2 separate regions of the Homo sapiens genome follow, and region 2 is linked to region 1. The links are chromatin contacts, found by Hi-C or POLR2A ChIA-PET in ENCODE. All regions are on one chromosome and are shown on one strand. Each heading gives the region's core, a stretch centred on a gene start or an enhancer-like site at or near the end of the contact. The rest is flanking DNA. Distances are from core to core; before and after follow the strand shown. Region 1 has its middle 150 kb from the start of LINC02694. Region 2 has its middle 200 kb from the start of LINC02694.

Region 1 (3,025 bases), core at 217-2,716:
GACCCTGAAATACTCAAAGGATTGCCTTTGATGGCATCCTGAGATTTTATCTGGGGCAAAATGGTAATTTTTTCTGTTTAAGGTTGCTGATTTTGTGAAGCTTTTTAAACTGCATTTTGTTTCCCATTCGTTTTCAATTTACTTTCAGTACACTTTGGTATCTGTGGAGGTCCTAATACCTTTTGAGTGGGCATGTAATTATAGTGTAGTAGAAGGCAATAGTGGGTCACAGCTGACAGAGCAGGCTCCTGCCAAAACTAATTTTCATTGATAGGATTCCTACAACTGAATCAAACATAGGAAGCCCATATCAATCAGAGTGAACTACTGTAGAGTTCTACCCAAACCATTTTAGCTTCTCTGGGCTCCATTTTTTTTGCAGAATAGAGACATTGGCTGAGATTATCTCCTTCCTGCTGCCTCCCAGAAGGTTAATGCCAGGAGGTCCAGGATACATCTCATGATTTAATTATCAGATCCCCTTTCTTTAGAATTTCCTCTTGAGCTGCCCAAGTCTTATTATTGATTTTTGGGAGTACCTGGGACTACAGGCTTATGCCATCATGCCTGGCTAATTTTTAAATTTTTTGTAGAGATAGGGTCTCACCATGCTGCCCAGGCTGGTCTCAAACTCCTGGGCTCAAGCAGCCCTCCTACCTCAGCTTCCCAAAGTGCTGGGGTTACAGGCATGAGCCACCACGCCAGGCCTATTTTTCTGTATAAACTGAGTATGTATTTAAGATTTTTATGCATATTTTGAAAGTTTTACATTGCTGGTCAAAGTTAAAAAAGTATTCTTTTGTAGGCTGATAGTTTACTTAAAACATATTTGAGAAAGCTTTTGGTTTCTATTTCCAGTTGCTCAAACCATGTTTCGGAATTTCTAAATCATGTACATTTGCTTTTGTTCTTTTTGTTCTCACCCCTTATCAGGCAGCAGTGTTTAATAATCCATAGGCTATAGACCTCTGCAGGACTCTCTGGAATCTTAGCCACTTTGGATTTCCTTATAGCAGTGACATCATTTCTATTGCTAATTCTATGCCAATGCCCCTTTGGGGAATGCATTTATTCCTAAAATACACTGTCATAAAATTAAATGACTATATCAATTGCCAACAATATATTTTATACAAATGACATTTTGTTCCCAAAAATAAATCACTATGGGAAAGATACCTCACAAATCATGTTTTGTGAGGCTCTAAGTTTCAATTCTAACAACATCCTCACCCCTCCCCATTTACAGTAATCTGCCTTAGAGATTCGTAGCTTATCCAATTAATAAGCTTTCTCATCAAAATCTGGCATTTAACTGACATGAGCTTTCTTTACCAATTTTATCCTGTGTCTGTGTGTATACTCTGTTTGGAGGAATGTGCATTTGAATGGAGGCTGAGGCAGAGATGGAGGGGGAAGGATGTGCAGGATTATCAGTGGCATGCCTTGTGTGTGAGTGAGCCTGGATGTGCCTGCAATGGAATTTCCTCTGGTCGTTAATCATGAACATATTTATTACTTGAACCTTGTTTTTCCCCTGATGTGTGTGTTAAATCATATATTTTCCATCCTAACATAAGTAATTAAGTTTTGAGTTATTTATATATCCCTATTTTACTTCCTCATTGCAAAGGGTAAGTGAAACAGAATGAACTCACAAGTTAACACAATTGTATTAAGGCAATGCACTCAGTGGCAAAACTAAAAACTGAAACGGAAAAGCTTGCTTTCAGTGTCTCCTTCTTAGATTATTTAAAACGTAGAAAAAATCAAGCAATATACACCAATATAAGAGCCAATTCCATAAAGTATTAGTGACAATAAATCTCCTACAGACAGAAACTTTGTAAGAGGTTCAAAATAGACACAGTAAGAGTAAGTATGACTGGGCATAATGGCTCACACCTGTAATCCCAACGCTTTGGGAAGCCAAGGCGAGCAGATCACGAGGTCAGGATATCGAAACCATCCCGGCCAACGTGGTGAAACCCTATCTCTACTACAAATACAAAAATTAGCTGGGTGTGGTGGCATGTGCCTATAATCCCAGCTACTCAGGAGGCTGAGGCAGGAGAATCTCTTGAACCCGGGAGGCAGAGATTGCAGTGAGCTGAGATCATGCCACTATACTCCAGCCTGGAGACAGAGAGAGACTCCATCTCAAAAAAAAAAAAAAAAAAAAAAAAAAGATTAAGTGCATGTCCCAAATCAATCCATGACACAAAACAATGCATCCCACTACCATCCTTTTCCAAACACAAGACTATTTCTGTATTTTTTGGTTACATTGCTTCTATGCTAACATGAATTAAAAAGAGCTTGGTTTTGTTCTGCCTCACAAATTGTAATGCTGTTTGCATTTCTCACTGTGCTACAATGAAACTTTATTGCCACCCGCTAATCCCTGGAATCTCTGTATCCAGAGTGTAGAAGTAATGAAGATACAAATAACCAAACCACTAAAACCCTAGACGGCAACTCAAGAATTTGGCAGTGTTTCATTTTTAATTGCAATTATTATTTTGTTTCTTGAATCTTTATTGTGGTTCCATCGCTTTAGAGACACCCAGCTACCCTCTACAACAGTTTTCCAATGTGAAACTAATCTAGCCACTGCCAGATGGTATGGCTTATGCTTTTTTCCCTCCTGGAGAGAAGAATTTGAGATTATATGCTATTGGAAAAACATGATTGTTGTTATTCCAAAATGTGCAAGTCATGGTGTATATTCCTCCAGAAATGTTTGTACCAGTCCATGGCTTCAACCCAGAATCCCTCCTACCAGCCTGAAAGACCAAGTTGGAAAGTTATTTAGGACTTTAGAGACATATGCTCAACTTTGCATCTCATTCTCAACTTGACCTGTGGTCAGTTTTGAAATTTAACCTACTTTTTAAACATTTAGTTTAGGGACTAAGACAAAAAAGCTCAATAGGGTTAGGTAAAGTGCTTAAATAATGGGGATGATTTTTCTTGATGAGGGAAGCTATCTTCAAGGCTGCAAAGAGGGTTAGGACAAGGATGG
Region 2 (3,170 bases), core at 370-2,869, 50 kb before region 1:
GGGGCCATCATACTCCTCTAGGGCCCTGTCCAAAGCTCTGTCTTTGGACTTTTACTCTAATATTAAAGAATCAGTCATGGCAGAGAGGAAGGCAGTGTGATTGCAGGCTGATGGTGCTGATAATATTTTGGGATCAGTGAGGCCTTATGACATGCTTGGAGAGTATCCTGTATGACTACCTACTTGTGGTTAGCTTTGGTTGTTGAACATACGAACACACTATCATCATCCCCAGACATGTTTTTAATAATAAATAGTGAGGCATTCTCGCCAACATTTAAGGTTTGGGGGAAAAAAAAAAAAGCTCTAGAGAAAAATACTTTGAAAGGATGTTTTTGTAGGGCAGCCGCCTTTGCTGGTTGCTGTCAGCAGGGATGGCTATTAGCAGGACATCTAAGAAGCTGGAACAGAGAGTTATCCTGGGATTTGTCCCCTGCCTCTGGGAGGAAGAAGGTGATTAATGCACCCTGCAAGTAATAAAAGATCAGCTGAGAAACAATCCTGGGGCTTTGATAGACTCTACCAGCACCCCATAAATGAGACTAATAAAAAAATATCCATCGAAGAGGCTGGCACATGCAGGTCTCTCAATAAATGGGAGCTCTTATTGTTTCTTATACATTGATGAAAATAGCAGAAGAATCTCAGATGGTGATTTACTCATGGGAGCACTTGGCAGATTTCCACTGAATACCATACATTAGATAAAAACCCAGAAAGAAACCCTAGATAAACATTGGAGAGCCAAGAAAATAAAAGCAATTATCTAAAATGTGATTCCTGCCTCCAGTCACGCTAAGACTGTGTCTATTTTTACAGCATTGATCATAATCTGAAATTATCTTTGTTCACTGTGGTATCTCCAGAATCTAGAACAGTGCCTGCCTGGCATACAGTATGTGCCCCATAAATGTGCATTGAGTAAATACACAGATACATACTTACAGTGTTGAATGAATATATATCAAGTCAATCAATAACTATTTAGAAGCTCAATAAAGCTACATTTAGGCTATGTGACCTTGGACAGTCACTTGATGTCTCTTTGATTCATTTCTTCATCTATAAAGTAATTATAATACCAATCTCACCAGGTTGTTATGAAGATTAAATAGTTTAATACACATGAAAACAATGTATAAACCATTGGTACAAGGCAAGTATTAAGACTATTACAATAGAAATAAACAGAGTGAGATAATGGGATTATTATATACTTAAGACCTGAGCTTTACAGAACTGATCCCAATGGGAAGCAGGTCCTCATTTTGAGTCCCACTTTTTCTAAATGATTATTTAATAAGCATGCTTCTCCCTGATCTCAGAATGTGTATATATCTTTCCCACTGCCTATCTTGGCACTGTGCACATGTAACAATGTTAACGTCTTCTGCCTAACTCTTACTCATCCCTGAAGACCCAATTCAGGGGCTGCTTCCTCCCAGAATTTCCTGATGTTCTGCCTGAATTCTCCCAACTCCCACACTGTGACTAAGTTGGATCTTTCTCATCTGTAATCAGAAAACTGTTTTGCCTGTTTCTTTGCTTAATCATCAGGACTGGACCATGAACTCTTTGAGAATTGTGGCTTTCCTCTGATTATCATCTGAACCTAGAACAGTGTCTGATACAAAGAATTCAGTAAGTGTGGAATAAATTAATTATGAATGAATGAGAATTGGAAAGGCCTAAGTTTCCATGGGTCAGCATAGCAGAAAATTCCCTAAGGCAAGTTAATGGTTAATCTTCCAAATGTATTCTAAGTACTGACTCACAGACCTTCAGGAATGTGTGTCCTTGAAGGGGTTAGAAAAATGTCAAGTTGGGCATGGCTGTTTATCTATTAAATGATATTTCCCCCTTTTATTTTCCTTATATGTCTCCTCTAGCAATAAACAGGGTCTCTCTTCTTACCATGGCATGAATACAGCATAAACCACAAACTCCACACATTCCTTTTACTGAGGCAACTGTACATGTTTTCCACAACTGAAGCAAAAGAAAAAGAAGTTAGATGCAAGACGTAGAAGTCATCAGCAATTTCTTAAGGTCTCAAAGATTATTAAAGGAATTGACATTTGCAAAATCACTTTGAACTCTGGCATTCAGCAGCTTTTTGAATGTTCCATACAATGAAAAGTTCCATTCCCATAAAGTCAGAAATACCTTTCTGGGCTCATTTCACATCAGAATGCAATAAGGTTCATAAATGTCTCTGTGAAGTTTGAGTGTAATAAAGTTCAGCTATAAAACATTTAATATGCAACAGGCTTCTACACCAGCTGAAGCACTGACTCTGTTTAATGGGGCTCCCTTTACAGCATACTTCACCAGCAACAAGAAGAAACATTTTTAAAAATCTATAAATACCTGCAATACAACCATCAAAGTCTTTTTTATTCTTATTACAGATCAGGCTGAGGCAAACTGACATGCCTGATCACTCCACCCAAAGTATGTTCATAGAAAGCTCTTGTAACTCTGTCCCAAAGAACATTTAAAATCTACTTTGGATGTCTTTCAGCAGTTGATATTCTCCAGCAACTTCAGCAGCAGCCTCTCCTACAAAATGAGGGTTTTATTTTCCTTTGAGAACCAAAGAAGCAGGTTCCTTCCACCTGTCCAGAGTTGTTTGTGTATCTCCTCTTCAGCCCAGTCCAGGTCCCAGCACTGAGCCATTGGCCCCTAGATAGAGCAGTCATATTAACGGAGTTCAGTGAGTCCGTTCAGTTTGCAGTTTGGGTCTATAGTCCCAGGGTGTCTCTTTTCTAGAAATGACCACATCAGTCAACTAGGAGATCCCTCTTTCATTTCATACTTCTCCAAGGCTGACAGGAATGCATCTACAATGATTTAAAAGAAAACTACAAAGTTCACTTTCTCACTGTATTCATGTTTCTATGGAAATGTCTTCATCACATATAGCCTTTCCTGACTACGCTGATTAAAATCACTCCCCAATTAGACTATATCCCCTTATCCTGTCTTATTTTTTATTCCTTTTATAATCCCTCACTTGTTGTTTGTCTCTCCTCACTAGGATGTAAGCCCCGTGGAAGCTGGGACTTTATTTCACTCACTCATTGCTATGTTCTCAGGAATTACATTATTTCTTCTTCTTAAATTCCAAGTAACACGTGCAGGATGTGCAGGTTTGTTACATGGGTAAA

Evidence for each region. Hi-C counts contacts between places; a loop is a spot of excess contacts on that map. ChIA-PET counts read pairs that join two places held with the same protein, here RNA polymerase II (POLR2A). Pooled maps may share reads with other maps.
Region 2: a map of endothelial cell of umbilical vein shows a loop between it and region 1 (6-fold over the local background). The contact joins two enhancer-like sites. A Hi-C loop is called at or near these places in 3 of 168 maps with a recorded cell type or tissue (IMR-90, endothelial cell of umbilical vein and transverse colon) and 2 of 50 pooled maps. POLR2A ChIA-PET finds 5 or more read pairs at or near these places in 7 of 52 experiments (AG04449, BJ, K562 and 4 more).

The regions. Positions count from the first base shown.
Region 1 is chr15:38,842,837-38,845,861 of GRCh38, reverse strand. No RefSeq gene overlaps it. Among named protein-coding and RNA genes, the nearest start is that of LINC02694, 150 kb to the right of the region's middle. Within about 2 kb of position 1,466, at least 2 of the 41 ENCODE cell types and tissues checked have a DNase peak (open chromatin) inside an H3K27ac peak, as active enhancers do; they include IMR-90 and endothelial cell of umbilical vein, where a contact is called at or near this core.
Region 2 is chr15:38,893,125-38,896,294 of GRCh38, reverse strand. It overlaps a transcript of LOC105370777 not described here. Among named protein-coding and RNA genes, the nearest start is that of LINC02694, 200 kb to the right of the region's middle. RefSeq lists an enhancer at 1,428-2,627. Within about 2 kb of position 1,619, at least 4 of the 41 ENCODE cell types and tissues checked have a DNase peak (open chromatin) inside an H3K27ac peak, as active enhancers do; they include IMR-90 and endothelial cell of umbilical vein, where a contact is called at or near this core.